Linked DNA regions of Homo sapiens: region 2 is linked to region 1. Evidence: chromatin loops called from intact Hi-C (ENCODE). Cell type or tissue: ovary. All regions are shown on one strand. Each heading gives the region's core, and the rest is flanking DNA. Links, peaks and the distances in the headings are about the cores only. Region 1 overlaps TNS1 (tensin 1). Region 2 overlaps TNS1 (tensin 1).

Region 1 (15,965 bases), core at 3,697-11,696:
TTCAGCTGGGAGGAGAAGCCAGACGCTGGGTGCTGGCATCCTTGAAAGGGCCATCCTGGGTCACGGGGGTAAATCAGGAGGTTCTGCCTCTGGGAAGGGTCTCAGTCACCCCAACTGAACACAGATGGGTGATGGGCTGGACCATCCTGAAGGTCCTCCCAGCTCCAACATTCTGCAGTCCTACGACCAACTCAAGAAAAGAAGCTTGTGGCCAAACCCCAGGCAGGGCATCTCAAGAGTTCCTGGGCTCTGGGCATGCTCACTTTCGGAGCCCGCCCCACGTCTCCTTACACATATGCAGATAGACCACATAAATAAATAGAATGCATGTAGAACTCTCAAGAGACGACCTGAGTTGCAGTGGACCATTTGACATAATGTTAGGTTTGTAGCTAAATTAAACATGTATTAATTTCAATTCTGCTGCTTTCTTTTCAAATTTCAGAGCCTATCAGTTTGTTCCCAGCTCTCAAACATTTTTGTTGGCTGTTGATGAAAGCTTGTAGGCCCTAGATCCTGTGCCTCTGTTCCTAGTACTCTGACCCCAGAGAACTCAGGCAGCAAGCCTGAAGAAACCCAACAGTGGGTTTAATACACATGTGACAAATGCTGTTTTTGCAGCACAGTGGGGGGTATCTCAAGCTCCACTCAAGGCCACATCCTCCAAGGAGCCTTCCCAGATCACTCCAGCTCTCAAAATCCCTCCCTGCCAATCCCAGAGAACTCACTGTCCACGGAACTTACTTGGCTGTAGCAACACACTTCCACGATAACCCCCTTGTGGCCATTTTGCTGCCTTCTTTGGCTCTGTCCTCACTTTTATTTAATACATTCATATATGTGCCTTATCTTCCCCCAGTTAACGGTGAGCTCTCGGAGGTACCTCACACTTCCCCTCTGCCTCCTCTCGAACCCAGATCTCTTGAAAGCAGGCCAAGAGAAGCAAGGTCATGTGAGCAGAGGCTGTGCAGTTTGGATAGGGGCTGGGAGCCACTAGGTCCCACCTACCCTCCATGCCGTCATCTCGATGCCCACTGAAGTTGTCGTAGGAGTCCCAGCGGATGAGGGGGTCGGAGGTGTTATAGTCCACAGACACGCTCGGCCCGTTCTCCAGGTGCTCCATGCCTAAGTGGGATGGGAAAGGCAGCGGCAGTCGGGGAGACAGTGCAGAGAGGGAAAAGAGATCAGCAGCTGGAAAAACAGAGAAAGCCCACAAGCTCCCCAAAAGAGGCTCCCTGAGGGACTTCTCATTTTCTTGAGCGTGGTGGGCGGGACCAGTGGCTTAAGCTGGACTGAGAACTGGGAGTCTAGTTTCTCACATTCTTGAAAAGGCTCATGCCGGGTCATAGGGGTAAATCAGGACAGGCACTGAAGAATGAAGACCCCCTGGAAGAAAGCGGGGAGGACCCCTGGCTGGGTACCTGCCTCTTTTTCTTCTGTGTCCCTGGGGCTCCTGAGGCAGTGCCAAGAGACTAGAAAGTCTGCCCCTGGGGTCAGACCCTGGGGGTGGGGGGCAGGCTGCTTATGAGCTACGTGGGATCAGGGACAGCAGGGAAATCACAGCCCCGACATTGAAAGGACATAAAGCCTCCAAAGGGTCATCCCAGGCATGGCCCTGCCCCCTCTTAAAACGCTCTCCGCTCCAGACAGAAACCTAGGGGGCACGGCAGAATCTCCCAGCCATCCACAGAAAACCCAGCTCAGCATTGGGACAAATACCTAATGCATGCAGAGCTTAAAAGTAGACGATGGGTTGACAGGTGCAGCAAACCACCATGGCACATATATGCCTATGTAACAAATCTGCACATTCAGCACGTGTATCCCAGAACTTAAGGTAAAATAAAAATAAATAAGTAAATTTTTAAAAACCTGGCTCAAAGACAGCATAGCTCCTAGTCAAGTCTGTCAGGGTGAGTTACCTTCCTGGCTTGGCAGTCCTTTCTTTAGTCTATCCAGAGTCCCTCTGCCCATAACCTAACTTCATCTCCTTTCATTCCATTCTCGAATAAGATGGTGAACAACTGGTCTCCACTTATAACCAGTATAGAGGCTTCAAGGTTATTATTAAACCAGCCTTCAGGTTGAATCACCTCAGTTCTCATAAATACACATCTTCTATCCAGCACCTTTGTGTGCCCCCTGCCCGCCAGCCACTCCCTCCATCTACCAAGGACCTCAGTCTCTGAATATAACAGGCTGATGACCTAATGGGACCAGAACAGTTTATCCAACCCAGTGCCTCTCTGTCTGCTTTTTTATTTTTATTATCCAGAGATTAAGTCACTGGTTCATGTTTAGCTAGGGGTCCACTCTGAAACCCAGATCCTTTACTGATGGCCTGCCTCTCAAAAATAACTTGATCACTGTGGAACAGACCAGGGGTGGAAGGGTGCTGGGGATAGGGTCAGGATAAAAGGAAGGAGTGAGAGAATGAATTCTAACTCGGCTTATACCTTGAATTTTCTCTGGCCCATAAGAAAATACAAACTCCACTTTGCCATACTCTGGAAATCGATCATCTGGAAAAAGAGAAGGAAAAATAAAAATAGGCAAAAAGTCCCAAAAAGGATTCCATAAAAAGTTTTCTTCTAGAAAAAATTAAAATACCATATATGTACATGGTTAATAATATAATAATAATCAATGTATATTTATACATATATACATGAAATTATATCTATACAATGAAATTAAATTTCCTGCCCACTCTAGCCCCTGTCCTACTTGCCTGAGGTAATGAGGTCACTGATTCTAACTATTTCTATTGCTTTTCTACTAGCAATTTACCTCTAAGACTCTAAATAATAGCCACTATTTTTATGCCACTATTTCTAGATCCCAATTTTATTTTATTTTATTTTATTTATTTTGAGATGGAGTCTCGCTCTGTCGCCCAGCCTGGAGTGCATATTTATATTTTTGAGACAGAATCTTGCTCTGTCACCCTAGATGGAGTACAGTGGTGCGATCACAGCTCACTGCAACCTCAATCTCCCAAGCCAAAGTGGTCCTCCTACCTCTGCCTCCAGAGTAACTGGGACTACAGGTGCAAGCCACCACGCCCGGCTCATTTTTGTATTTTTTATAGCGACGGAGTTTTGCTGTGTTGCTGAGGCTGGTCTCAAACTCCTGGGCTCAAGCAATCCACCGGCCTCAGCATCCCAAAGTGCTGGGTCTACAGGCGTGAGCCACCATACCCAGCCAGACATGAATTTTAAATAACCTCTATGGATTGACCACTATTAATATGAATAATTTGGTTCACTTATACTACTACCCCTACTTCCTGTCTTCTTAAATCTGATTAGATTATTGTTTTTATTTATGCTATTGATTATCTTTGAAACTTTAAATAAGATAGTTAAGCCTCTATTTCTTTTTCTCTTTTTAGAGACCAGGTCTCACTCTGTTGCCCAGGCCAAAGTGCAGCGGTGCAATCATAGCTCACTGCAGCCTTGAACTCCTGGGCTCAAGTGATCCTCCTGCCTCAGCCCCTGGAATAGCTGTGCTAACAGGCACATGCCACCATGCCCGGCTAATTTTTTTATTTTTTGTAGAGATGGGGTCTCACTATATTTACCAGGCTAGTCTTAAACTCCTGGCCTCAAGCAATCCTCCCGCCTTGGCCTCCCAAAGTGCTGGGATTACAGGCATGAGCCACCGTGCCTGGCCATGCCTCTATTTATTGATATGTCAATTTTCGATGGTATCTCCTGACTCCCACTACGTAAGAGGAGGAAATCTGTGACCCTTCCTTCTCTCAACTTCTGCCCAATCCCTTATTTATTTGATCAGCTATGCCTTTATTTTTCCTTGTTAAGACTGTTATCATTTACATTCTGTACTGTAATTATGATGGCATCTTCTGGCTCCAGTGCAAGGAGAGCTCATTAAAGAAACACCCTTCTACATGAGCCAGACCACACTAAGGAGATCTGGACCCTCCTCCAAGCCCCAGGTCCAGTCTTTCTCCGCCTGAGCCCACTCTGGACACAGATCACTGCCCACTGCATGTAGGAAAAGAAGTTACAGCAAGGATGGCATCTGCTCCATGGGACACCTATCATGCTTGTGCGTGTCTCCATCACTTCAGGCAACACTTCATAGTATCATGTTTGTGTGTCTCTCACTGAGGAAACTGTGAACTCCCTGAGGGTAGGGCCTGACTTCTTTCTGTTCATATCTATAGGGTCTAGCACATGCCCGACACATACAGACACACAAGTGATGCTTGGTGGGTGGGTGGGTGGGTGGGTGGATGGATGGATGGATGGATGGATGGATAGATGGATGGGTGGGCAGATGAATGAATATGTGGATGGATGGACAGATTAATGAAGGGATGGATTAATGGATGGATGAATGGGTGGGTGCATAGATGGATGGGTGGGTGGATGGATGGACAGATGGATGGACAGACGGATGGATGAATGGATGGATGGATGGATGGATGTGTGTAAGGATGGATTGGTGGATGGAGAGAGAGATGGGTAAATAAATGTGTATTTATATGTCCCAGGCATTAATGTGATATAGATAAAACTTCCAATGGATAAAAGAAAGAAGCAAAAGCAAACACCAAACCTTTCCCAACCACCTCTTCTCCTCTCAGAAAATGGTTCCCCCTTGCTGCTGCCACACCCCTCCACTACTGCTCTTCTGCCCTGCAGGGTAATTATCCCCTGCTAGTCTGCCTCCCAACTCAACAAGATTTTTGAGCTCCACCAAGGCAGAGACCATGCCATGTTTTACTTTGTATCCCCGGCACTTGGTACAGATCCTAGCCCAAAGCAGATGCCCAGTGAATGTTGAAAAAAAAAATGATTGTCAGTAGGACACATGTGACAAACTGGGAGGACAAGATGAAGGAGAGACAGGGAAAGTCATAGAAGGCTGCAAGATATAAAACAGCCCAAGGACTGGGAGGAGTTTATCTCCACTTCTACTAACAACTGGAATTCCCAGACCATCCAATCTCAACTCTCTCCCAAGTCTCTCTCAACTCTCTCCTACCATCACCCTGAGACTAGACAGACCACATGGTCCAGAAAAGATGGTCCCCATACCCACCATATCGTCTCAAACTGAGCTCCTCTCCCTGCCACAGGGGTGCCCACCCCCAGCTCCACTCAAGGAGCGCACCTTTGAAAGCATCATCAAGGTCCTCCTTCCCAAAGACAACCCCCAGGTCATGGATGGCACAGGTGTGGAACTGCACACGGAAGATGACGTCTCGGGCTGGGCTTCGGAACTTCTTGTGGTAGCACTTCAGCTGGGTGGGAAGACGGGCAGAACCAGTCAGGGGCCTGAGGCTGGGAGGTCAGGTCCCAGGGAGCCTCCTTATCAGCTCCGCTGACTGAGCCCCCAAGGCTCACCCCAAACCCGGTGAGGGAGAGCTCATCAACACCAAACAGGATCTCAGAGTTCTGTGGGGAAACTTCTAGAACAGCAGAGAATTGGAGGCCAGTCTTGGCCTCTGGGGACAAAAATGTCCTCCCAAGAAGTTTCTACATACAAGTCAGAGTGCAAAAAGTAAGATGGATTTAAATGGCAGCAGGAAGAACTGAAGCTAGAATTCAGAGAGTCCTTGTCACCAATAAGAAGCCAGGAGGTAACAGCTCACGCTGAGTGATATTTCCCTGGAGATGCTCCAGAACAACAGCTAAGCCCAGGGTGAGAGACACAGACTGTGTGAGACTGGAAGGTCTTCCAAGAGCCCTGAGAGCCTATGGTTCCAAGCCTGGCAGCCCAGGAGGAGTACCTGTCTTGTCCCAAGAGGCAGGAAAGGAGTAAGAAAAGAAGGGAGAGAAAATAAACAAGGATGGGGCTTGACACAGAGGACAGCACTCACCAAGATGTCTCCCTTCAAGAGCAGTCCTGGCTCGATGGTGATGCAGACGCTAGTCTGGCTGTCTCCTGGGATGTTGCTAAGGGAGAGAGGTGGGCAGAAAAAGAGTGGGCTGCTGGAGGGGAGATGAGGGAGGGGCATTTTCTCCCTGCTGCCCCTACGCCACAGGGTTAGTGGGAAACCTCTCTGACTCTGTCCTTTCAGCCCTCTTGAGAATATTCTCTCCTCTCCCCAACCTTCTGACCTGGTCCTTAGCCCTGGGCCTTGGGCTTCTCTGGCCTCTCACGCCCATGTAATACTTACTAGATGCCAGATGTGTACACAGGTTGCATGGCCTGGTAGATGCGGAGAAATGGCCGACATCCTGTAAAAGTGGGGTGGGTGTTAGCTAAGACAGCAGAAACTGGCAGGCAGGAGGGGCAGAGGAGACAGTGAAGGGAGAAAGAGAGAAAGGAAGGAAGAAATGGGGGAAGACGGGGTAGGAAGGGGAAGGAGGAAAAGAGGAAAGAGTAAAAGAGGAAGCAGAAAGGGGAAGAAATACCAACTTTTCACTTGTAAGGCAAATTAAATTAATAAAAACATTGCCCATCCAACATCATTGGCCAGCAGGCACTGCAAATAGATTGGTGCTTAGAAAAGTTTAGGAAGCAATACACTTGAGAGTCCAATGGAGGCCTTATGACTCTGCAGCTCTCGGGCTGTCTGTTACTACCCAAGGTTGCCTCTTAGAGAAGATGGAAGATGAAAGGGAGGAGTTGGCAAGGGTGGAGGTCAGAGGGCTCAAGGCAGGTACCTCCTTTAGACTCAAAGTTGGGGATGCCGTGCATGATCACGTGGTGCAGAAACAAGGGCTTGTTGTTCATTTTGATGGAGCCGGAGAGCAGGCCACTGAAGTAATGCACGTACCTGTAGTGGTGGGAGAAGCAGCTTCAGGGAGTGAGGTGGGTACTGGTGCAGTAATCCCTGTTCTCTCTTTTCCAAGAACATTGCCCTAGACCACTCACCTACTCTACCCTCTCCCCAACCAACATGGTCCCCCTCCCCAACCAGGCCTCCCTCCCAGACATGCTTGCCTGCTGCTGGGAGCCCTAGGTAGGAAGAGTGAGCAGGTATACCAGACCTAGAGCTGGGTCAAGTCAAGCATCCCACTTGGAGTTCGCCACCGCCCTCTGGTGGTCAACATGAATATCTCTTTCCTGCTTCACTCCCAGCCCGAGAATCTCCTGCTGGACCAAAATTTCCACCCCACATCCCTGACAGGCATCATTTAGCTGCACAAGGCAGGCCCAACCACCAAACAGCTCTGACGCCCTCACACCCCCACACAAAGCTCAAATCAAGCTTGCGCTCATACTCACAGCCCCAGTTCTGCCCACAGATCCAGTAGCCACAAGTGATAGTCTAGCAAATAGTGAGCAAGACTTTAATGAATGTAGTTCTTCACTTTCTCTACATCATACCAAAGTGCATTAAGTCCCTCTCTCTGTATCCTTGAGTTTACTTGGTATTCGAGGTAACTAGCTTCTAATAAGTATCTATCTCTAGGGTCAACTTCCCCCAATTTTTTTGTTTTGTTTTTGTTTTTGAGATGGAGTTTCACTCTTGTTGCCCAGGCTGGAGTGCAATGGCGCAATCTCGGCTCACCGCAACCTCTGCCTCCCGGGTTCAAGTGATTCTCCTGCCTCAGCCTCCTGAGTAGCTGGGATTACAGGCATGCGCCACCATGCCCGGCTAATTTTGTATTTTTAGTAGAGACAGGGTTTCTCCATGTTGGTCAGGCTGGTCTCAAACTCCCAACCTCAGGTGATCAGCCCGCCTCGGCCTCCCAAAGTGCTGGGATTACAGGTGTGAGCCACCGCACCCAGCCAACATCCCCTAGTTCTTTAACAAAGATCTGTTGGAAGAATGGAAGAACTAACCCACACCCTCTCCTTCTAGACAGAGAGGATAAATAAGGTCCAGGAGGGGTCACTGGACTCCAGAGACACACAGCAAGAACACACAAAGCTGGAAGTGGATGGGGAGAGCAGGAAAGAAGTCTGGGCTCCAACGCATCTGCCCAATAAACTAGAGATCGGTCATCTGCCCAATAGAGATCAGTCCTTCTGCGTCGATTGGTCGGCATTTTCCCTTTTCTGATTGGCCATGGAATGACAAGCTGAGTCAGCTAGACCAATCAGAATGTATTCTGAGGCTCTGCAGGAGCCAATAGTAGCTCTCTGAAGAGGGTGGAACTAGAGCCCACATGACCATGATAAGATCCCCTCCTGTCTCTTGGCTCCTTGGCCCACCTCCAAGCCTGTGGGCCTCTGTCCCTGGGTTTGGGTGGGGCCTCCTCGGACTACTCAAGTAAGATAATCTGATGGGCAGCACCCGATCCTATTCAGGCCCCTGCCCCATTACTCAAGCCGGAAACCTGGAATAGCGGTTCCTATCAGATCTCTGGATCGTGCCAACAGGATGTGTCTGTGTTCGAGGGACAATGAGTCCGGAGGCGGGTGACAATGAATGAGAGAGCTACAGGCAAAGCCCCTCCCTCTCTCTTTCCCTGCCCTCCTCTCCTCCATCTGCTCCATTCCCTGCAAGTGACACTGACAAGAAGGCAGGAGGGTGGCAATAAATGCATAGTAAACCCACAGTTGCACTTCCACATCTGGGCTCAGAGAGGTGACCCATCCACAAGCAGAGGCAGTGTCAGACAGGAGCCAGGCAGACACGCCCCAACTGCCTGCTATGCAAGCATATGTTGAACACGAGATGATATGGTTTGGCTGCATCCTCACCCAAATCTCATCTTGAGTTGTAGCTCCCATAATTCCCTCGTGTTGTGGGAGGGACCCAGTGAGAGATAATTGAATCATGGGAGTGGTTTCCCCCATTCTATTCTCGTGGTAGTGAATAATTCTCACAAGATCCGATGGTTTTGTAAGGGGAAACCCCTTTCCCTTGACCCTCTCTCTTCTCTTGTCTGTCACCATGTGAGATTTGCCTTTCACCTTCCGCCATGATTGTGAGACCTCCCCAGCCACGTGGAACTGTGAGTCCATTAAACCTCTTTCTTTTGTAAATTGCCCAGTCTTGGGTATGTCTTTATCAGCAGCATGAAAATGGACTAATACACCAGGGAATCCCTAAATAATCCTATTCCTGAGAGGTGACACTGATCCCTGGTCTTCAGGCCTTCACTACTCAGACTCAGAGATGTTACTCTCTACCCATTCTCTCCAAGCCACACTGTGCCATTGGAACAGCATGCTTCTCTCTTAGTATCCTTATCCTTCAAGGTCAAAGGCCACACCGTGATTACAGTCAGCAGACACACATGGCAAGCCAGAGGCTGACAAGGCAGTGCTTGACCAATCATTCTTTCTTCCCTGAGAAGACTCTCGTTGATCCACAGCTGCTGTCTCCAGGGCCCTAACCAGAATTTTCTGCACATAAAGACATCCCATTTCTGGTTGCTGACTCTGAGGCTGGCTATCAACTGTTTTGTGCAACTATAAGGTGCTGGGTTACCTGAGGACTCACTCACTTCTTGGGCTTCCAATTACAATGGCGGGAATAGCCCCCAGCTGGGACAGCACAGTTCTAGCCAGCCAAGCAAGGTGGGATGATGGGGCACGTGTTGGGACCCTCAGCATGATGAGGCTGGAGAGCTCCAGGACTCACAGCTCCAGGCCCTTGTTGGCCCAGTCAGTGTGCTCAGGGGCTAAAAAGGCAAATAGGATGCTTTGGCCTCCAGGCCCTTGTAGTCAGTGCTATTCCCTCATTCTGGATCCTTTATCCCGTGCGTTCACTTGGAGGCTTCCTTCTCCCCACCCAGATCTCATGTTACACGTCACCTTCTCAGAAGGCCCTTCCATTTGAATCAGCCCTCTTTCCAGCCCCATCACTCTCTAGCCATCATAGTTTGCCTTTTCTTTGCAGCTCTCATGACTATCTGAATTGTTTCCTTATATGTGTAACATCCACTAGAAGCTGAGCTCCATAAGCCCTTGCCTGGCGGATTCAGCACCATGTCACCAGTGTGCAGAATGGTGCTGACATCACGGCAGGTGGCAGGCCCACAACTCCCAGCAGCAAACAGAGCTGGGCCTGCGTCCCACCATCCAGGTCTCCAGTTTGGGCTTGGGTTTCCCACCATCCTGGCTGCAGCCTCCCCCAAAGACCTCCTGCCCCTGATGCTGCCTGTGCCTTCCTGTGCATGAGATGTCTTTGAGCAACATGTCACCCACGGAGCAGGATCCCTCAGGACAGTGGGTCACACAACCAGGAGGCACTGCCCTAGCCCAGGCATTACTAGGCCTTCACGTACTTTCCAGTTCTGCCACTACTCACTATAGACCATGGCCACGCCCCCTCCCTCGGCTCAGCTTCTAATCTGCAAAATGGGATGCCTAGATCATCACACGATAGCTCACCGTGATTCCAGTTTAGGCTCAAATTCACCCCCTCTAAGAGGTATTCCCTGACCATCCCTATTAAAAGAGCCCCGTTCCCCTATCAGTTCTCGTGTCTGCAGTGCCCTCTTTCCTTCCTAGCCTCATTGCTGTCTGACACTGTCTTGTTTGTATGGTTATTTGTTTCATGTCCATCTCTCTCATTAGGTATCAGCTCACCAAGGGAAAGGACTTTTTCCTGTTCACCCAGATATCTCAGTGCTTGGAGCCATAGTAGATGATTTAAATTTTGCTGAATGAATAAATCCATCCCTGCCCTGTTTCCTGCCTGGGCTATTGTGAGACTCCAATGAGACCATGTGGTTGAAAGCTCTCAGTAAAACTGTCTAAACTCTCCCAACAGAAGGTGACCCTTATCATGAGTGTCTGACCTCCCACAGCAGGGGGCAGTGATGCAGTCTCCCGTAGACTCATCCAAGCACTGAAGCAATCCTGCTTCCAGGGCCAAGAACAGCACATGCCTTCCTAGACCAGCGCCTTCTTATCCCCAGACTCATGCTTCCCCATGAAGGTTGCACTGCTCTCTAGCACAGGCCTCAGAGTCAAGTGCTGTGCCAATCTGCGGGCACACACCACAGGCTGGCTCCCGGGCTCTCCTGTGTGCCTGAGCTCACACCACTGCAGGCTGGCATCTGAAAACTTGCGCCTGGTACACCCCCACCTAGGCACAGCTATCCCATCCCTGTGAGTACACAAGTCTAGTCCCCACATAGAGTGAGTGCACACATACATGCAAGGGGCTGTGAGCCCCAGAGACCCACCTTCTTTGGGATGGCTGGCCAATGGGCACAATCTTATCCTCATAGAACCGCTTCATTGCAAACCGGTCCAGAGCCTGGTCCGCACTGCAGGGAGAGACAGGTGGTCAAAAGAGGCAACTCCTGCATCCAAGAGCCGCTTGTTTTCCCCACCCCTGCTCCCTCAGACCTGCAGAGCACTCTGGCCAAAGAGCACCTTTGTCCTGGAGGGAAGACAAGCCTCTTCCCCCTGCCATCCTGTGCCGAGAAGCTTTCAGGAAAAGAGTGTTTCAGCATCTCTCCAACTGTGCAGGGCCGCACTCAGCCCAGGCTTTAAAGTTCAGCAGCCTGGGAGCCCAGCTCAGGTCTACCACTTATGAGCCCCGTGTCCTGGTACAAGTTCCTGAATCTCTCTGAACTTCATTCTCCTCACCCATCAAATGAGGGTGATAATTGCCCCTTCCTCAAAGGTGACTATGGAGATGAAGTGAGGGAATATCCATAAAGAGCTTGGCACTCATGGCACACAGTAGGGGTACAGGAGTGCAGTAAAGGTGCAGCCTCATCTTTGCTTATCATTAAGCAAAGGTGAGACTGACTTGGGTTGCTCGAAGTCCTAAAACTACAGCCTCCTGGCAGGCCCTCCACAGAAGATTCTACCATCCTCACAGAGCACTCAGAGAAGTCACTTTGAAATGAAAAGATCACGAAGCTCCAGTGACTTCCCATCACTCTTAGAGCAAACCCCAAAGTCCTCAGTGAGGCCGCGAGGCCCCATGGCTCTGCCACCTCCCAGCTTCCCCTCCTCTTCCTCTTCCCTCACTTGCTCAGCTTCAAACACCTCAGCCCCTCGCATTCCCATCCTTCCTCTTCTCTCAGTGTGCAGGGCACATCCCACAGGCTTGATAAGGCTCAGCCCTTTCCATCCTGGTCACTCAGGTCTCTGTTCCAGTGTCACCTCATCAAGAGGCCTTCTCCAACCATGGACCTGCCTCGCCACTGCCCTTCTTGAGTCCCTTTACTCTTTCACGATAATTATCACCTGCTATTACTAATGTATTTGTTTATGTGTTTAATGCCCATGAGGGCAGTGGCCTGGCTTTGCCCTCTGCTGCATTCCCAGGACCTAGAACAGAGCCTGGCACATTGTCTGTTCAATATTTATTGTTTTTTTCTTTTTGAGACAGAGTCTCCCTGTCTCCCAGGCTGGAGTGCAGTGGCACCATCTTGGCTTACTGCAACCTCCCTGCCTCCCAGATTCAAGGGATTCTCCTGCCTCAGCCTCCTGAGTAGCTGGGATTACAGGCACCTGCCCCACCATGCCTGGCTAATTTTTGTATTTTTAGTAGAGACGGAGTTTCACCATGTTGGCCAGGCTGGTCTCGAACTTCTGACCTCAAGTGATCCACCTGCCTTGACCTCCCAAAGTGCTGGGATTACAGGCGTGAGCCACTGCGCCCAGCCATATTCCTTGTTGAGTGAATAACAAAACGAATGGGTGAATCCCTCTGCCTCTCTGCAGAGTGGGATTGGAAAGGGAGTCAGTGACTGGATGTTCTTTATTCTTGTTCCAAACACCTAGGTAGGAAGAGGGCCCTGTTGTCCAGAGGCAGAGGAATAGATGAGACAACTTCTAGACTGTTTTGCCAGACCCAGATCTGATCCGACATTTCTTTCTGACTCCCTTCCTGCTGGCCCAGGGAAAAAGAAGGCAGTTTGGCAAGGAAAAGTGGCTCCGAGGAGCTGGCCGCATGGGTTGCTCAGGACAGGGCCTGCCTCCCAAGGCTGCCCCACCAGAACCCCTGATAGAGAAGTGGACTCTCCTCCCTCCCGCCCTCTGTCCACAGGCTCCTGCCTCAGAGCCAGGGGCCCCTTCCCCCGTCCTCATCGCTTCTCATTCCCTCTGTGCGTATCCCCTCACTCCAGGGAGCAGAGAGGCTGTGGGTGGATGAGAGGAGGGGGGTCACACTGTCGATGTTCAGAGGATGGGAGGCTCCAGGCCCCTCTTACCTGGCAGAAATGTTGCTGTAGTGCATGTAAGCCGCGATGACAACTCCTATCCTGCCTCGGTTTCCCTGAAAGAGCCCCAAACACAAAATCATTTATTTCTAAGGCCAGCCTTGCTGCCCCAGAGCTTATCTAGAAGCCTTGGTGGAAAAGAGTCAGGGCTGGAGAGAGGGGTGTGGATTTAAGGGAGAACATAAGGAGGAAGGGGGCCTCAGGGGAGGGAGGCAGGTGGGGACTAAGTCTCAGAAAAAACACAGCTGATCATCCACTGCCGTGGACATAAGCTGATGTCCCCTACACTTCTTAGAAGTGCCGCCCAAGACAGAACCTATTATCCCCTAGAAAGAAAAATACACACAGACTTATATGCTCGCAAAATCCAAAGATATAGGCAGGTACACACAATCATCCAAGGACACATTCAGGCACACACACATGTGCGCATGTGCGCGCGCGCACACACACACACACACACACACACACACAGCTCTGACCTTGTTGTGTAGAACAACGACATTGTGAGGGTCTGCATTGAGCCATGTGTCCATGGCCTTACAGATGCTGCAGATCTTCTCCAGGGCTGGGGTGTGGAGGTCGGGCCAGCCAAATTCCAGTACCTGTGGCCCAAGCCATGAGTGAGAAGAGGGCAGAAGCCCTGCAGAGCCAAACAAGCCAGCGGGAGCCACCTACGCCACGTGCCAGTACCTGGGCAGTGGCCCGCAGCTGCTGGTTCCTGCCAGGACTTGGTTCCTCCCTGCCCACTGGCCAGCGAGGAGGCAGGGGAGTGAAGGGCAAAGGCCATGCATGACCCAGTACTGGGGACCCTGGTCCCGGGTCTTGGCCCTGGCACTGACTCACTGTGGGGCCTTAGGCCTCAGGTCCTCTTCCAGCCTCAATTTCCCCATATGTGTGTTAAAAAAACAAACAAAAAGAAAGGCTTGGAGCTGATGACCCCAAGGTCCCTACCATAGGACTGACCTCCAACATGCTGAGGGGCCCCAAGCACTGTCCTCAAGCTCTTCTCCTACGGACAGCCCTGAGGCCTGGCTCAGGCTGCGAGAGGAAAAAGCAAAAGGCTGCCTGATGTTCATGACTCTTTTCTAGGCCCTGGTCACACAAACCATCCACTTTCCAGGCCAGCCAAGAGCAGCCTTAAGGACACAAAGGGCAGACCTGAACAGCAGGCTTCGGGCCTCTCAAAATCTTTCTAGACTCACCAACTTTAAAGTAAAAGAGAACTCTGCAAGGACCCATAGAGCACACCTAATCCAGCCAGGCCACTTTCAGAGGGGCACACTGAGGCCCAGAGAAGTCCATCACCCACCCAGGATCACACAACAGCATGTACCAAACTCTCAGAGCTAGGAGCAGATGCCCATGGCAAAGCCCACACACAGCCCCCGAGCAAACAGAATAAAAAGCAGCAACAGGTCCAGACGCGCTGGCCCATGCCTGTAATCCCAGCACTTTGGGAGGCCAAGGTGGGCAGATCACTTGAGGCCAGGAGTTTGAAACCAGGCTGGCCAACACGGCGAAACCCCATCTCTACTAAAAATACAAAAATTAGCCAGGCATGGTAGCACGTGCCTGTAGTCCCAGCTACTCGGAAGGCTGAGGCAGGAGAATCACTTGAACCCAGGAAGTGGAGGTTGTAGTGAGCTGAGATCACGCCACTGCACTCCAGCCTGGGCGACAGAGGGGGACTGCATCTCAAAAAAACAAACAAACAAACAAAAAAACCGGCAGCTGGAAGGTCGAAAGCAGCGGCTCCCAACTGCTTTAAATCCAAAAACTAAACATCTCACAACTCCAGCCTCACCCAAGTGATTCTGTGTACTCCCCAGCAGGCAGACCTGGGTGGAAAGTCACTGCCCCAAGCTTTGCTTTCTGTAATTGGCATTGTGGAAATGATAAGTAGATCATTTTCCATTTTCCAGATATAAGTCGGCACTCTGACAAACTGTCACAGCATTTTCCCCAAGATTATTATGTGGGAACTCCAGAGAGGGAGTCCATCTGTTCTCCTTCTCCTCCCCTACCCCAAAACAGCCCCTGGCTCACCTTGGCATGGAGCTTCGTGATGTCAGGTCTCCGCTCAGAGAGGTTGAACAGCTAGAAGGAGCAAAAGGAAGAGAGCATGAGGAGGTGAGGGTGAGGAGGGCGGCGAGGAGAGAGAGAACCATGGCCTGCTGGTCCCAGAAAGGACCGTGGCATCATTGCCAACTTCCTCTGAAGAGCCCACGACAGCATCCAGCAGAGCGTCAATGTCCTCTCACGGCCAGGGGCCTGGCCACGGAACAGCCATGAGCTCCCTGGACCTCCTGTGCCTGCTCTCGCTCTCTCTCCCCGATAGGAATTCTATCCATACGTGAACATGCAGGTGAGTCCCAGCAGACACACCGTCACGAAGAGGAACTCAACTGTAGGTCCTCAGGATGAAAAGGGAGAGAGAGAGAGATGTAGACACTCAGCCACCCTGTTCCGTGAGCGGATGTCCCGAATGGAAGACGAGAAGGGGATGGAACTTGTCTCCAGTTCCGCTTGCCTCTCACCACACCGAACGGGAATCCAGCTGTGTGAGATGATAAGTAGTTGGCAATCTCTGGTTTCCACTTCATACCTTGACCCTAGAACCTCATCCCATGAGGTTGCAACCTCTCTGTCACCAGACTTCCTCCATCAGAGGGGCAAACCATCCTGGGTGGGCCCAATCAGACCCTTGACATACCTCTCCCAGCACATGCCTTTCAACGCCTGACCACTGGGGTCCCATTCCTGACCACTGGAATCCTAAGGAATTCTCCAGTCTCTGGAATTCCTGCCTCTACCTCCGAGGGGGGCATGCAGAACTTCCCACCTCCACCCCACTGCCTAGGAAACTCAAAGGCACTGTGTCATCTCCTGGGGAGA
Region 2 (15,965 bases), core at 4,526-12,525, 86 kb before region 1:
ACGAGTCTGTCCTGCCTTCAAATTCATGTCAAATTACAACTGTGAAATGTGCTATCAAGGGAGTGTACGTGGGGTTCAGAGGCATGAAGACTCTCCTGCCCCTGGGCCTCGGCATGTGCTGTTCCCTCTGCCTGAAACACCCTTTCTTCCCTCTTTGCCTGACCAACTCCTGTTCACCCTTTGGATTCTGACATTCAGCACATGTCACTTCCTAAGGGACACCTTCTCTGCTCTCCCCAGAGCATCCAGATCCATTTAGAAACTCTTGCTCTATAAAGCACCCTTGCTCCAGTGCACGATCACACTGTGATTATATATTTGCTGATTCTTTATATGTTTTTCCTGATCCCACGAGACCCGGAGTGCCATGAGACAAACAAACACATTGTTGGTGCTCAGGGCCAAGTACAGTGCCTGTACATAGTAGGTGCTCAGTATGTGTCTTTCAAATCAGTTAATTAATTGGTTGATTGACTTACCCCAAGCTGGGCCTGCTGTCTCCAGAGCGCTAAAGCTCCGTTTCTCCTGGTGGTCTCTTGCTCTCCTCAAGGACTCCTACCCATGCCCCAGTGGCCTTGGCTCCTGATACCCTAAACCAGCCAGAATCCCCTGAGGGAGGGAGGGGTGATGGTTCAGCCAGGTCAGATTCTGCAAATGCAAGAGGGGCTGAGGGAGGGCCGGGGTGGGGAAATGACAACCTTACAGGCACCCCTTGGTTTCCCAGGGCCAGACCTGGGAAGGGGGTTTCCCAGAACCGATCTGGGAGTCAGGAAATGGAGCAGAGGTTAAGAGGAGGGGCCCAGAAGATGGACATCCTGTCTCGATGGCCAGAAATGATCTTTCAAACCCCATAAAAGCTGGAGCCATGGAGGCGGTTGTACCACCATCCCACACGCTGTGGTCTGGAGTCCAGAGCCGGCCAGATCAATATCATGTGAGAGGCTTTCTGCTCCAGCCTTTTCTGCTGCCAAGTGTCCCCAGAGGCCTAAGGAAATGGCGGAGAAGGCAAGAGCCACCAGAAAAGGAAAGGAAGCTCATGTTTCTCGATGCCCTGCAGGGCCAGCAGTAAGCTGAGCACCATGCTAGGTGCTGTGTGGTCATGCAGCCCTCCAGGATAGGTGTGACCCCATTTGACGGATAAGGAAACTTGGGCCCAGCCATGCCTATCCTCTTGGCTTGACCTGGATGAGGTGGTCTCCTGGCATGTGCCAGCAGCCATACCCAGGACAGAGCCTCGAAAGGGCCTTTTGCAGTCTCTGGGCCCAACATTTCCAGGTACAGGAGCTCACCCCTCCCAAAGCACCCCTTTCCATTTCAAGCATCTCCTCCCCGCTCTGGCCTCCCTGTGGCCCTCGTCTATTACATGGGGAGCCCAGAGAATGCTGACTGTTCCAGAGAGGAGGCCATCAAACATCGGAGGCCAGCATCCCATCTCAACCTCCCTGAAGCTCTTCTTCTCCAGGCCGAGGTCTCAGCTCCTTCAGGTGCTCCTTGAGGCCCTGACCCTTTTCTACCACACCCCAGCTTGCCCACATCCACATCCAGTGTGCACCAGGCCCCGCAGCTGATCTGATCTGCAGAGTTCATGGAGACATTCCCCTCCTTTGATCACGCCCTTCTGCTAACTAGTGTGGCAGGGGTCAGCTCACTGTGGGAGAAGCTCCCTGCCCCACTGATGACCCCATGACCCCTGGGACTGACTCATCAGTTAGCTGAACACCAGAATGCTTGGAGAGAAGGAGGTAGGAAAGCAGATGCCTGCATGGAGACGCAGCATATTCCGAGGGACTAGGTCTCTTGTGTACGTGTGTCTGTGTGTGTATGTATGGGCCTGTATGTCTGCATATCGTGTGTGTGTGCATCTGTGTGTCTCTGTGCATGTGTGTTCATGTGTGTGCATCTGTGTGTGCATGTGTATATGTGTGTCTGGTGTCTCTGTGTGTCCGTGTGTGTCTGCATGTCTTGTATGTGTGTGCATCTGTGTGTCTGTGTGCATGTGTTCATGTGTGTGTACATGTGTCTATGTGTGTGCCTGGGTATATGTGTGTCTGCGTGTCTCTGTGTGTCCATGTGTGAGTCTGCATGTTGTATGTGTGTGCATCTGTGTGTCTGCATGTGTGCTTGTGTGTGTGCATCTGTGTGTCTATGTGTGTGCATCTGTGTCTGTGGGCATGCGTTTGCACGTGTGTCTTTGTGTCTCTGTGTGCGCATGTGTGTCTGTGTCTCTGTGTGTACATATGTGTGTCTGCATGTCTTGTGTGTGTGCATCTGTGTGTCTGTGTGCATCTGTGTGGGCATGTGTATGCACGTGTGTCTGTGTGTCTCTGTGCACGTATGTGTGTCTGCATGTCTTGCGTGTGCTTCTGTGTGTGTGAGGGGATGTGTCTTTAGTCCTATACCTACTGTCAGTGTTTTTAGAATGGGCCATATCCTTCCCATGTTCTGACTGCTTGTAAATTACTAAGCACTAATAAATAGGCATTTTCACCAACTAACAGGGAAAATCCCAGTAAAACCAGTTTCTTAAAAGAGGACGGCAGACTTTCATTTCACCACCCCCACCACCCAGGAGGTATTGTGAAGCCTGTGGAGCTGAAATGAAGCAGCCTGCAAAGCCTCTTCCAGGCGTCCCCTCCCACCCAGCTCCGCAGGCCCTGGAGGTGAGTCCCATGAAGATATGGCCACGGCTCCTCCCCTCTTAGCCCACAGGATGCAGGAGGAGGGACATTTGAGGCCTGGAATTTTTAAAATACCAGTGGCCTCCACTCCAGATGGGAGGGGATGGCATCCTCCCACCCCAAAAAAGCGAGGCGGGATCTAAGCCAGTCCAGAGGGGACTTCTTCCCACTGTGACTTCCTCCGCTCCTCAGCTCCCCACCAGTCCAAGCACAGGTGCCCATGGGCCTACACACACACCCCTGATCTAGAAGAAGCCAATCTGAGGAGAGGGCTCCTAGTGGCTTTCAGCCTGGGCTGCACATAGAGTTGCCCAGGAGTGATTAAAATTCCCACTGCCTAGGCTGGACCTCAGACTGACCCACTCCGAATCTCTGGGGTGGGGCCCAGGCTTCAGCACTTTCCAGCAGAGCTTGAGGACAAGAGAGAGCCTGATAGCCGCCATCCCTCTGCCCCTCCTGTGCCCCCGTTGATGTTCCTGCCTCTTCCAAGGCTGGACTCTCTTCACACCCTGCACGCCTGGTGCAACCAGAGTTATCCTGCTCATCAGGACCAGCACTGGTCCCTACCTGGCCTCGGCCAGCCCCAGGCAGCAGAGATTCCAGAATCTCATCAATAAGGCAGGCCCCCAAGGTGAGGTCTAGGACTGCTTCTCTCCCATGGAGACCCAAACTGGGTCCTCACGTTTCAGGTGGTGTTGAGGCAGAGCCCGGGGCTGAGCATGTCAGCCTGGCCTAGTCCCAGCATGAGATACACACACAAGCAGCTCAAACTTCAGCACTTACGCAGATTTCCTGGGGATGTGGCTAACATGAAGATTCTGATCTGCAGGCCTAGGGTGAGGCCAAAGGTCCTGTCTTTCCTGTAAGCACCAAGTGATGTCGATGCCGATGGTACAGGGGCCACACTCTGCATAGAAAATGCAAAGGCGACTGGGAGCGGTGGCTCACGCCTGTAACCCCAGGACTTTAGGAGACTGAGACGGGTGGATCACCTGAGGTCTGGAGTTCGAGACCAGCCTGGCCAACGTGGTGAAACCCCATCTCTACTAAAAATACAAAAATTAGCCGGGAGTGGTGGCGTGTGCCTGTAATACCAGCTACTCAGAAGGCTGAGGCAAAAGAATCACTTGAACCCGGGAGGCGGAGGTTGCAGTGAACCGAGATCGCACCACTGCACTCCAGCCTCCTGGGTGACGGAGTGAGATTCTGTCTCGAAAGAAAAAAAGAAAAGAAAGAAAGAAAAGAAAAGAAAAAAAGAAAGAAAGAAAATGCAAAGGTCCTTTGGGTATTCTGTGTGATAATGTGTGTCAGAAGAGCTGCCCTTCCTCAACCAGAGCCCTCCACTGCTGCCCCATCCACTTCCTCCTCCTTGAGGCACCAAGAGCACAGCCACCTCACTGCTGAGTCCCCTGAAAGGCCAGCTGCATCAGCTCGGCTCACAGGCCGTAGCTTGTCTCTCTCATCAGACACTCCTCCCCTGTACCAGGCCCACCCCTGAGGTACCTACATCCCTCTGCAGCTGGCCAGTGTCAGGGGATGACCTCCTGACCTCCCCCATCACACACCCAGGAGCCCTGGTCCACACCCTGGGAAGCCAGCCTACAGTCTAGCCCGTGACCCCCTATCTGACCAGTGACATCAGTTTGGCTTCCCACTTGCCCATGGCTCATCAGAGTCTGTCTCTCCCCTCAGAAGCCAGCCCTGAGAGCAGAGAAAGAGGCAAGAGCTAGGAAGAGCCTGGCTGAGAAGTCAGCTCACCTGGGTTCGTAGCCTGGCTGGGCCACTTACCCCAACTCTGTGATTTTGAGTAAGTGTCTTCACCTCTTTGAACTCCAGTTTCTTCAACTGTGAAATGAGGACAAGGATAGCCCTTACCTCTCAGGTGCACGTGCGTGAGAAATGATACCCAAGTGCTTAGCACAGGCTCTCTGGCACGTAGCAGGTGTTGGCTGAGTGCCAGCCTTCACCGGTGGTGGTGATGCTGAGTACAAGTTCTGCCAGCTAGAAACTGTGTGACCTCTCAGAGCCTCGGTTTCCTTACTTGTCCCTGTGTATAACAGCGCCTACCTCATGGGTTTGTTGGGATGACTCAGCATGACGATACCTAACAGAGAGCAGGGTGCAAGACATGTTCAGTCTCCACCTTGGACAGGGTCTGAGTTTCCTGTGTCTTGTATCCCTCATAGCAACAGATTTCAAAGTATGATCCGGGGACCCCAGGGGTCCCTGAGACCCTTTCAGGAGTGTTGAGGTCAAAACCATTTTCATAATGCTATTAAGCCATTATTTGACTTTTTTTTGCTCATTTTCCCACAAGTATACAGTGTTTTCCAGAGGCCCATGATGGGTGATATTGCAACAGATTGTATGCAGAAGCTTATATAAGAATCCAGCTATCTCCTGCTAAGCCAGACATGATTAGGCCTTTAAAAACTGCAAAGCACATGGTGGCTCACGCCTGTTATCCCAGCACTTTGGGAGGCCAAGGAGAGAGGATTGCTTGAGCCCGGGAGTTCGAGACCAGCCTGAGCAGCATAGTGAAACCTCTTTTGTACAAAAAAAAAAATTAAAAAATTAGCCAGGTGTGGTGGCGCACACCTGTGGTCCCAGCTCCTTGGGGGCTGAGGTGGGAGGATCACTTGAACCCAGGAGGTGGAGGCTAGTCATAGCGAGCTATGATTGTGCCACTACACTCCAGCCTGGGCGACAGAGCAAGACCCCGTCTCAAAAATAATAATAATAATAATGCAAAGCAAAGTCACCTTCTCACCCAGTGCTTTTTGTTTTAGAAAATATTATTTCTCACAAAAATGCTCTCTATATTAACATGTGATGAATTTATCACTATGGAAGTGAATTAAGTATTTTTAATGTTCTCAGTTTTAATTTATACTATGGTAAAAGATCAAAAGATATAATCCTTCTAAACAAAAGCCCTTTGGGGTCCTGAATAATTTTAAGAATGTAAAGGAATCCCAAGACCCAAAAGCTTGAGAAGGCTGCCCACACGAGGACCGTGAGGGTCACTGAGGGGGCTCAGCACAAACCTGCTCAAATAAGCTGATCTGAGCCTCCTCCAGCCACATGGTGAGCTCAGTGGAGAGCTAGCACCACGTCACTGAGTATTTTGGATCTCCCAGAGACCCCTGTGCTGTGCTAGGCATGTCTCAATAGGTCCCACCCCCAAACTTTCTGAATTCCAAAGAATTTGCCCAGGAGCCCTGGGCCTAGTGCACGAGTGAACCACACATTTGCCACTTGATGGGCACAGGCCCCAATAGATGTTGCCTGACAACCCGTGTTCCCCCTGTCTCTGACAGACCTCACTCCTTCCGGGATCAACCACTTCCCCATTCTCAGTCCCCGTAGTTTCAGAAGGCTCCAGAGGCAGTTGCGTGACCCAGATCCGGATAGAATGATTGGTTTCGAGTTAATCATATGAGCCAGGCAGGATCCAGATCACAGCCAATGATCGCATGTCCCAGTTTCTTGCTGAGAACATTGGGAGAAAAGAGCCCCCCTTTCTCCTAGAGCTACCGAGCTGGTGGGATGGAAGCCCAGAGCATCTGGGGGCACCGCCACTCAGATACAGCTTACCTGAAAGTTAAGCCAACTCAGAACCAAGTGATGGGGATGAATTCCAGATTCTACCATTTGAGCCCTTAAATGCAGCTAGGCCTGGCCTTCTCAGTCACTCGGGCCAAGAAACTTATCTTTTTCTTAAACAAGTTTGAGTTGAGTTTCTCTTGCAGCTGAAAGAGTCCAAATGAATAAACACAGGGAACCAGAACCACCACGCAGATGGTGGGGAGGCCGCTGGGAGGATTTGAGCTGTCCACTAGAGGCATCGCTGAAGCCCACCTGGATCTCTGGAGAGGCCCCTTTTTGCCCACCAGAGACATGGCAGACCCCTGTCCGAACAACACAGATAGATAACGGCACAGAGTTTTCTTTAACTTTATCATTTATAAAGCCATACAATGCATTGCAAAGAAACAAAGCAGCTGTACAGGAGTGGGGACGCGTCAGTGTACAATACATTCATGTCCAGGATAAGGAGCATACACCAGGATTTATACACGGTGGCAGCGGCTATAGGCACGATGATACAAAATATAAAGTATATTTCCATCTATATAAATACACAGCTGGGGTGGGGAAGGATGCTGGGTGATCTTGTTTCCCCCGCAGAGGGCCTGGGAGGCAGGGAGGGTGGTGGGAAGGGATTTCTTACATTTGTTCTCAATGATGGGTCTGAAGGGAGGAGAGAAATGGGGAAACACAGCCTGCACACACTGATGTGCTCTCACACACACGCACAAACAAAACACAGACACAGGAGAGTTTCAAACAGCTTAACACTGATTGGAAAACAAGCTTGGGACATCCCTCTACAGTAACTCCACTGCTGGCAAGAGCCCAGGCGTGGGATATGAACAGAGGTCCTCCAACATTTTGGACATTTGAGGACAGAGGTGCCAAGAGGGACAGATCTGCCCGAGGCCCCCACCCTGCCCCTCTGGGTGAACCACTTCTCACCTGGGCTATCGCTGAGACTCCACCAATTGGTTGGCCTACAGGCCTCACCTCCCGACTCCCCTCACTGCTGGGCGACATTGAATTTGAAGTTCCATTGCCCAGCACCTCCAACCCCGACTCCCAAGTTCCCTAAAGAAATGAGCAAAACACACGCACACACATACATCCACACTTGCACATGCGCACACACGTCCTGTGTTACCACTGGCCAAGGAAACGCGAGTCTCAGGATTCCAGGGCCTGGACCTGGGGTAAAGGGCTGCTCTGGGACTCTGCCCCCCAACCTCTTGGAGGACCCCGAGTGTGGGGGCAGGATTGGGTGTCTGCCTTGACTCACAGGATCTCCCCAGGTCCTAAAGCTGAAAAAAAAAGTGGGAGAAGATCCAGGAGGCAGGGGTGGTGGACAAAAGTAGGAGTGAGACTAAAAAGTGGGAGTGAGACTAGATTTGATCACACTCACCACCCTTCTGTGCCCCCTGGACAGCATGCTCCCCTGGAGCCCCTGCACAGGCTCATCAGAACAAGGCAGAATCTCCTACTCACTAACCTCCTGAGAGCCGTTTATAGGGGGATCACACTTGTCCAGGAGGGCTGCCCCTCCTGCTTTCACACAACCACTGGCCCCACCATCCCTCTCCTGGCCAGTCTCAGAAGACCCAGGGATCCTCAAAAACCAGGGGAGAAGGAATCCTGGCCATTGGTGTCCACAGCTTTCAGAGCTACTGGAGGAGACGCTCAGATGACATGGGTCAAAGGCCTTTCCCAAACTTAGGATGTGATGTATCTGTCCCTTAAGCGCCTGGCTAAATAAGAGAGCCAGAACACCGTGATAGCAGGCTGATCAAACCGCTCACTTCCTCCCTGTTTTCCTTCGCAGGTCCCCTCTCCATTGTTTTCTCGCCCAATCCTTCCCTCTTGCTCCCTTTGGGAAAAAGCCACGTGGAGCTCACTGGGCCCCTCCCCCAGCTGAAGGGACATGACCCTCCTCTGCCCTCTTCCCTCCAGACACCCAGCTGGACAGCTGGTGGCAGCACGGGACTGAACCTGCTGGGGTCTGCGTCGCTGCGATGTCCATGACTCCCTGGCTCTTTGTTGCCCATCTTCTCCCAGACCCTTTCCCATCCCAGCCCATGTTCAAGGCCAGACAGCGCTCTCCTGGCTGACACACAGATTCAACAATAAACAACAGTAAAATAGATTCAGGGAGGGAGAAGACAGAAGAAGATAAACATTTACAAAATAATAATTAGTAAAAGTGCTTGCTTTTAAAGGAAATCTTTGGCAAGAATATACTGCAGTGCGGAGTGTTGTGTGTGCGTAGGTGTGTGCATGGGTGCACAGCCCGCCGTGACACAGAAGGGCTCTGGTGCAGGGCCCAGAGGTGGGGCCACTGTGGGGACTGGGGAACCCTTCCCCATCATTCGCCTTGAAAAGTCACACTCTCAGAAACTGACTCCTTCCGCAGGGATGCTGGGAGGGAGTTACCAGCTTTCTGGCATGAATGGGTCCTCCCGCAGGGGCACACATGGCTCAGGCTGGAGTGGAGGGGCTGGCCATGCATGCAAGGTGGGCTGTGGTGGGTGGTGAGGAAGGGAAAAGCGACCGTGAAAGCTGACCCCAGACTCAGTCCTGGGCCCCAGCCAGGCTGCTTGAAGGGTCTGATACACCGCCCAGCCTCAAGTGTGGACAGAACATCCATGCCAGGAATAGGCTCCTGGGCTCTCCAGTGGGAGATGAGATATTTACAAAGGAAGGGGATGGGAAATATCTCCTATCTTGGAAGATAATTGGGGTTTGCTAGGGAATGAGGAGAGGGGGAAACCCAGATATTTGGCTTGAATAACCCAGAAGGAAGAGCACTTTGGAGGGACTTTGGTCACCAGGCACAAGGTTTCACTCTGGGAAGCAGGGGGTGGCCAGTGGGGCCTCTGCCCCTGCTCTCCACCTTCTGCAGACACCCTCCTTTCCAACTCCCTGAAACAGAACGTCCACACTGACACAGCTCCTTGGAGGAGAAAAAATACAAAAGACACACACGCACCTATGTGTGCCATACACACCCATGTCCCCGCATGCTCACACACTCGCTCAGGCCTGCAGAGTCAGGGACAGCTCCCCACACATCCTGGGAGCTGACTGCTGGGCCCCTGGCTTGCTGAAAAGTAAGGGGGCCAAAGGCTGGGACATGTGCAACCCCTCCCAATGCTGAGCCCCACACAGTCTAGGGAAGGCCAAGGCCAGGGCAAGGAGACCCTGGCTGCTTCAAGAACAAAGGCCCCCTACACTTCAGGCTTTACTTACACATATAAAAAAGGATAGGAATTGGTTTATCCCCAAGGAAGGCAATAAAGCAATATGGAAAAACAATAAATACTTCTTGTCAATTTACCTATTCTTTTTTTAACCTTTTCTTACATTTTATTAGCTTACAGATTCTGTCAGTATGTCTCATGTATATATTATATAATATTTATATATCAGTACAATGCCTCTCTCTAGGGGACTCGCATAGGCTTAAGAATGGAGTCCTGGTGAATTTTCCATTCTGGCTTAGAGTCCTTAAATGGTGGTCAGGTGTTTTCCCAACTGTCCAGTGGACCTTAGGCCCTTTGGCCCAAGTGCAAGCCTTCTGCCCTCTGCTGCATGGGCAGCGTGGCTCAGCTAGGGAAACCAAGGCAGAAAGGGTGACAGTGAGGCTTTGGCATTGTAGGTAGGCGATGTGGTGTGCAGGCAGCAGGCCCAGGAGCTCTGCTGAGGTCAGAGGGTGCCTGCAAAAGCCAGACCCTAAAACACTTACAGAGGGGAGGATAAGGACTCCAGGTTTCTGGCCGGAGCCTCACTGAGCAGAAAGTAGGTTCCCCAGGGAGAATTCCAACACAGGGACCCTGCAGAATAGAACAGGGCTGGGCAGAGCAGCAAGACTCAATCCCCAGCCCCCAAAAAGGCATCATGCAGGTAAGCAGGTCTGAGATAAGGCTGGTCCAGGGGCATGAAACCCAATAACAAGGCTGAGAGGTGGGAGCTAAGGCAGAGTCCAGGGCCCCAGCAGGAGCAACTTGCCTTTCTTGCTGCTGAGCCACATGCCTTGGGGAAGACACCCCGAGCTCAACAGCTGCCTGTTCTGACAGATCTCTTCCTATGGATACACATATCTCTACCTCCTCAAACCAAAGCTCCAGGCTTCTGGCCAAGGCAGGACAGGGCGATGCCATTGCAGACCCTCCCACTCCTGCTGGGGTCTTTGTAGAAGAGAAGGGTCTGGCGGCACCCAGGGTCACTAGAGTGCAGGTGCAGGCACCAGGAGAGAGCCTCTGTCACCCATAGCTTGGTTGTTTGTCCCTCCCCTGCTGCACTGCCACCACCAACCCTAATCTTTGGACAGTATGCATGTGTGTCTACAAACACATGGGACAAGGACAAGCCGAGCTGTTTATAATTCGAGTGGATAAAGGCAGATCTAGATCAATGTGTGAGGATGTGGGTGCAGACACACACCCACACGACAATATAGTGGAGGCACAGCAAAGAGACCTGAGGTGCCTTGGGTCTGAGATACTTTCAAGCAAACAAGTTCTTCCACTTGATGTCCCACGGTGGCTCTGTTTGGTTTGACAACCTACCCCACAGGTGGCCAGAAAAAGATTCTCCCAGCTTGATTTCCCCTTGCAAAGCAGTTGAGTTAGGGAGACAGAGCTTTTCCATTCCCCCAAAAAATGTGGATTCCCAAGGAGGTTTGTTCCTTCTCTTTTGAGGACATCCATCTTCTTAGGGGAGGGAGGGGGTGTTAGGTGGACCTGGTTAGTTTTGGAGGCTTTGGGTTTTTGCAGTTTCCATCTACCCAGGGGAATCCAAGTTCTTCTCCTCCATCTTTCTCTCTCTCTCTCTCTCTCTCTCTCTCTCTCTTTTCCCCCTCCCCTCTGCAATTCACTTCCCTCTCCCCACGTTGCACTTTCTTCTCTCCTCCGAAATTGGCCCAAAGTCCTCCTTCTGGGTTCAAGAGTGGTCAGGATTCATGGGTCCCCTCCCCACAAGCCCCTTCCCCATGGCACTGGCCCTGGGCAAGGGGCAGGGTTCATCTCTTTTGGCCGGCATTCAGCATGACCTTGGAGACGAAGTTGACGATGGCAGAGGCCGGCTGGTTGGGGTCAAGCTCAGCAAAGAGGTGGCAGGCGTTGTCCGTGGTGCTGCCCTGCTTCCGGGCCACGAAGCCGAAGAGCCTGCAGGCGGGAGAGGGCAACGGGCATGAGGGAAGGGCAAGTGGAACCCCAGGAGGTGGACAGCAGCCCAGGTGAGCAAGCTGGTCTCAGGCCAACCTCTCTTCCCCATCCCTCCAGCAGGCCTCAGCATCAGGGACTCAGAGAGGTGCAGAAGAGAATCCTCTGTGCACTCCCCTGACCACAAGCCAAGTCCTAGAGACAGTGTCCCACCTTGTTTAAGGGTGGGCAGAAATCCCCTTTGAAGGGGTGCGAGGGGAGCTGCAGAGGATTGACAAGGCTGGATAGTGAGGGGTGGGGAGGAGACCAAAATAAAATGGGAACATTCCTAGACAGGCCTCTCCCCGCCCATCCCAGCCCTACCCCTACTGACTGTTCTTACACACAACACATATGCCAATCAGGAAAGTGCTGTCTGCCTGCAAACGGCTCAGCCTCCTCAGACACCACAAGGTCAGGGAGACAAAGGTCAAGTAGCTCACACCCCTCCACACACACACACTTATTCTTCCTGGGCTCAAGAACCTTGGAAGCCAGAAAATAAAAGGGAAGGTGGACCCCACACCCGTTCCCCACCCCCACCCGCAGGACTGGAGTGACCCAGCATTCTCTTCGCAAAACAGAGTTAAAAATATGAGGGCAGAGAACAGAATGTGAGCTCAGGTCCCCTCCCAGCCAGCATGTTGCTAATTAGAGCGAGATGGGGAAATGAGGACAGCTGGAGATTCCTATGAAAACCCCTCTCCCTACCGCAGGACCACGGCAGCTGAAGTTAGCAAAGGGGGATTCTGCTGGTCCCTGTGTGCCTGTGTGTACAAACCACCACACACATGCACCACACACATACACACCATCACACACACCACCACACACACCACACACACCACACACACACCACACACACCACCACACACACCACACACACCACACACACCACACACACCACCACACACCACACACACCACCACACACACCACACACACAACACACACCACCACACACCACACACACCACACACATACACACCATCACACCCACACACATCACACACACACAACACACATATCACCACACACATACACACCATCACACACATCACCACATGCATACACCACACACACACCACTGCACACACCACACATACCACCACACATACACACCACACACCACCACACACACATACACCACACACACACAAACCATGCATACATACATATACAGACCACACACATACACAACATATACACACCACACACAACACGCAAACACAACATATACACACACCACACACACACACACACACACACACATAATCCAGCATTTCCTACAGCTCTGCTCCTCCAGTCTTGTTTCAGGGGCCAGGAGCAACAGGGCCAAAGGCCTGGGGTAATGCCCAGGTGGTGGGGGAGCTGGGGTCCACAGGGCATCCCCCAGCACCTCCCTTTCCCAGCTGGCTCAGACCATGAGCAGGGGTGGGGGTGATCCTGGCAGAGGGAGGAAGCATGCCAGCCCTGGCTGCGGGTGTCTACCAGGATGGAGACCCGGCAACTGCACCTGACTGGAGCACCGAGCCTGCCCTCCCCTGATATTTCTTTCAGCTGTGGCTTCCAGGCTCCCGCAATAGCCCAGTCCTGTCATCTGCCACAAGGAATAGATCCAGGCAAGAAGCCTCAGCCCGCAAGGGCAGGAGGAAGCGCTTGCAAGATCCCAAGATCTAACATCTCCTTGAATTTTGCACATGAGATCCCTGGCTGGCCTCACCTCGTCCCTGTCATGATTCCCTGTTAGCCCACTGCCCTGCTTGGCCTCTCCCTGTGGCCTCTGCCCCACCCATCAAAGCTTCTTCAGCAGGAGGCTCAACTCAAAACCAGCTCCTGAAGGAGGAAAAGAGGGATTTCCAGGCTTGGGGGCCCAGTTCCCTTCTGTCCCTGACCTTCTTCCCTCGCAGGGCCCTGTGGTGAGTGAGCACAAGCCCCTTCAAACAGGAAGTTCCAGCCTGCTGCCTTGGCCAGCAGAGACACGGGAAATGCAGGAACTCAAAGCACTGATGACCCTATGAAGCCTGGACAAGGCTGAACCCCACCATCCCACATGGCCTCTCCTAAGCTACCATCACTGACCATGTGATAGACTAGTCAGTCCATTCATTCGGACTGAGGCATTCTCACTAGCCTCCTCCTGCCTCTGCTCTTCCAGCCTCCATTCTCTCATTTCTTCACTCAACAAATATATACCACCTCCCCATGTGTCAGACATGGCCCTTCCCTTGGGGAGCTTGCAGGCTGGTGGCCATGAGGCCCCTCCCCTGAAATAGCCCCTCCTACTCCCATTCTCATTTTGACCTGTCCAAATTGAACCTGTCTTTGAAGACCCGTCCTTAAATATCTGCTCTTTCCACCTCTCTGAGGTGCTGATGTGTTCTCCTGCATGAGCTCCCCAGACGTAAGCTGAACTCTCTTGCTGCCTCTCCCTCCCTTGCAACTGTCATTTTTTTAACACTGAACGTTTTGTTTTTCTAAAGCAACCTTATATGAAGTCTGCATATATAAAGGTGAAAGCAGTATTTTACAGCTATAAACAGCAATCCAAAAGCACGACATTTACCTATTATAAAGTCAATCAGTGAGGATAATAGGGCTGTTGGAATAATCCTGACAAAGTGAAAAGTAGATGACAGATCATGGTGATAGTCTCATGTCAGCTTCAGACCCCAGGTTATGCCTATATTTTGTTTGGTTTTGTGATTGTGAAAAAACCCTAGTTACTGCTGATAGACAACTGCAAGGAGCAGCAGAGCTTTCCCTCTCTTCTGTACATCAGGTACAATCCAAGGATGCTAGGATCCTTGGAATACAGTTTGAAAATCACAGAAGCATCTTAGTGCTATTTAGACATCTGTCTTATCTGCTGTGCCAATGGGCCTCCTGAGGGCAGGGTCAGAGACCCAGGCAGGATCTGAGTCCCTTGGAGGCCCCTAGGACATGTCTGCTGGATGGAGGAATCCACCCGAAGGTCCCAGGGCCATCCCCAGAATTCAGACTTTCTGGGCTCCCACATTCTGATAAGGCTGATTTGCTCGGCCACAAGACTCACAGGAAAGCCCACCAAAAAAGCAAGAGCAGAAATAAAGGCAGCTAGAATTGGGGCAGAAAAGATCATGTAAGCAATCTCTGACCCATTTCCATTGCTTCTAATAAGACTGTTTTCTGTCCACTTCCTGCCATCCCTGCTGCTTCTAACCCTGGGAGAGTGAAGGCAGCTGGACCAGACGCTGGGCCTCTGGCCTCGAGGCAGGACAAGGCAAAAGGCCTGGAAGCCTGGTCAAGCTTCACTCGGAAGCTGAGTGACCTTGGCACAAAGGTTTTTGCTGCTCTTTCCCTACCCCCAGCCCTGGTTTCTAAATGTGCCCCGTGCTTCCCTCACTGTGAAGTACAAAGGCCAGCCTGCTGGGCAGGGGTAAGAAGTCACACTTACTTAGCAGGGGCACCACCCTCTGTTTTCATCCACCTGTGGAGAGAAAGTGGGCTCAGGGTAAATCATCGTACTTTCTCCCTAGAGCCCAGCCCCACCCATGCCCAGACCCTCTGCAGGAAGGTCTGGGGAGAGGAGCTGCCCCCCATTCCCCCCTCATTCCCCCATTCCCCCATTCCCCAGGGACAGGAGCTGCCCAAGATCACACAGATGCATTCAAGGTCGAGAGAACACTGCAGCCTGCCTCCTGAGGGGCTCTCCCCATCATGGAGAGGAGAAGCAGATTCAAGGTCAGGGCATGGCAGAGGGGGTAGCAGTGGGCACTGAGTCCCTGGGAGGGTCTCCATATCTATAGTGGGAAAGACTCAAAAGATGCCCAACACGATTACTCACACATGGGCAGACCTTCCAGCTGAATGGAGAATGTATGCACATGCACACACACACACACACACATGCACATGCATGCACCCACACAGACGTCAGTGTTAGAAAGCTGTGTGGGAGAGAAGCTGTGTACAAGAGACTTACTTTCTTTCCTGTGGATCCAGGTCACAGAAGGTGACAGTGTTGAGAGGGTAGTGGCGTCTGAAAAAGAGCCTGCAGCACAGACATCAGATAAACAGAGAATGAGTGCTGAAGGGGCTGCTTTTCCCCTCCTTCCACCAGCAGGTCAGGCCACCTTTCCACCATCTGTGGCTATCGCAGGTCCACACAACTTCTCTCTTATGAGCAAGATGGCCTGAGCTGTTGACACTGGTGACCCAAGCAATGTACAGAGACAGATGTGCCATAGAATCATCCCAAATGCTAGGGGCTGGGGAAGGAAGAAACTGGCACTGAGGAATAGGAAATGTGGGGAGGGGCTGGAAGAAGAAGCAAAGAGGCCAGGGACACTGTTAGGAGAGAGTCCAAGTGGACGGGCTCTGCTCCTAGAAAGCAGGTCCTTTTTATCAGTTGTATTTACAGCCGTATACCCAATGCTGGCAAATTCTCATAGAAGGATGGATGAATGGGTGGATGGATAGATGAATGGAGATACAGATGGATGAAGGGAAAAACG

Evidence for each region. Peaks named below come from ENCODE experiments on the same cell type or tissue, not always from the same donor. Only the 100,000 strongest peaks of a DNase experiment are listed, where the experiment ranks them.
Region 2: a loop joins it to region 1, with 2.8 times the contacts of the local background. A loop is called at or near these places in 33 of 110 quality-filtered maps.

What each region holds. Positions count from the first base shown.
Region 1 is chr2:217,879,890-217,895,854 of GRCh38, forward strand. TNS1 (tensin 1) reads right to left here. Exons shown (of 33, transcript NM_001387777.1): 9 at 15,117-15,167; 10 at 13,550-13,672; 11 at 13,059-13,123; 12 at 11,073-11,156; 13 at 6,645-6,757; 14 at 6,155-6,215; 15 at 5,855-5,930; 16 at 5,146-5,275; 17 at 2,457-2,522; 18 at 1,009-1,125. Among named protein-coding and RNA genes, the nearest start is that of MIR6809, 13 kb to the right of the region's middle. RefSeq lists an enhancer at 10,577-10,871. In ovary, for the core only: a CTCF peak has its summit at 7,042 (motif pointing left); DNase peaks (open chromatin) are centred at 5,253, 7,022, 8,304 and 10,741.
Region 2 is chr2:217,793,170-217,809,134 of GRCh38, forward strand. TNS1 (tensin 1) reads right to left here. Exons shown (of 33, transcript NM_001387777.1): 31 at 15,434-15,502; 32 at 14,906-14,938; 33 at 6,622-11,434. The coding sequence ends at 11,290. Among named protein-coding and RNA genes, the nearest start is that of DIRC3, 11 kb to the left of the region's middle. RefSeq lists enhancers at 3,121-3,621, 6,041-6,110, 6,141-6,190. In ovary, for the core only: no CTCF peak of the experiment used is centred there; DNase peaks (open chromatin) are centred at 4,592, 6,082, 8,222, 8,712 and 5 weaker places; H3K27ac peaks cover 5,471 bases.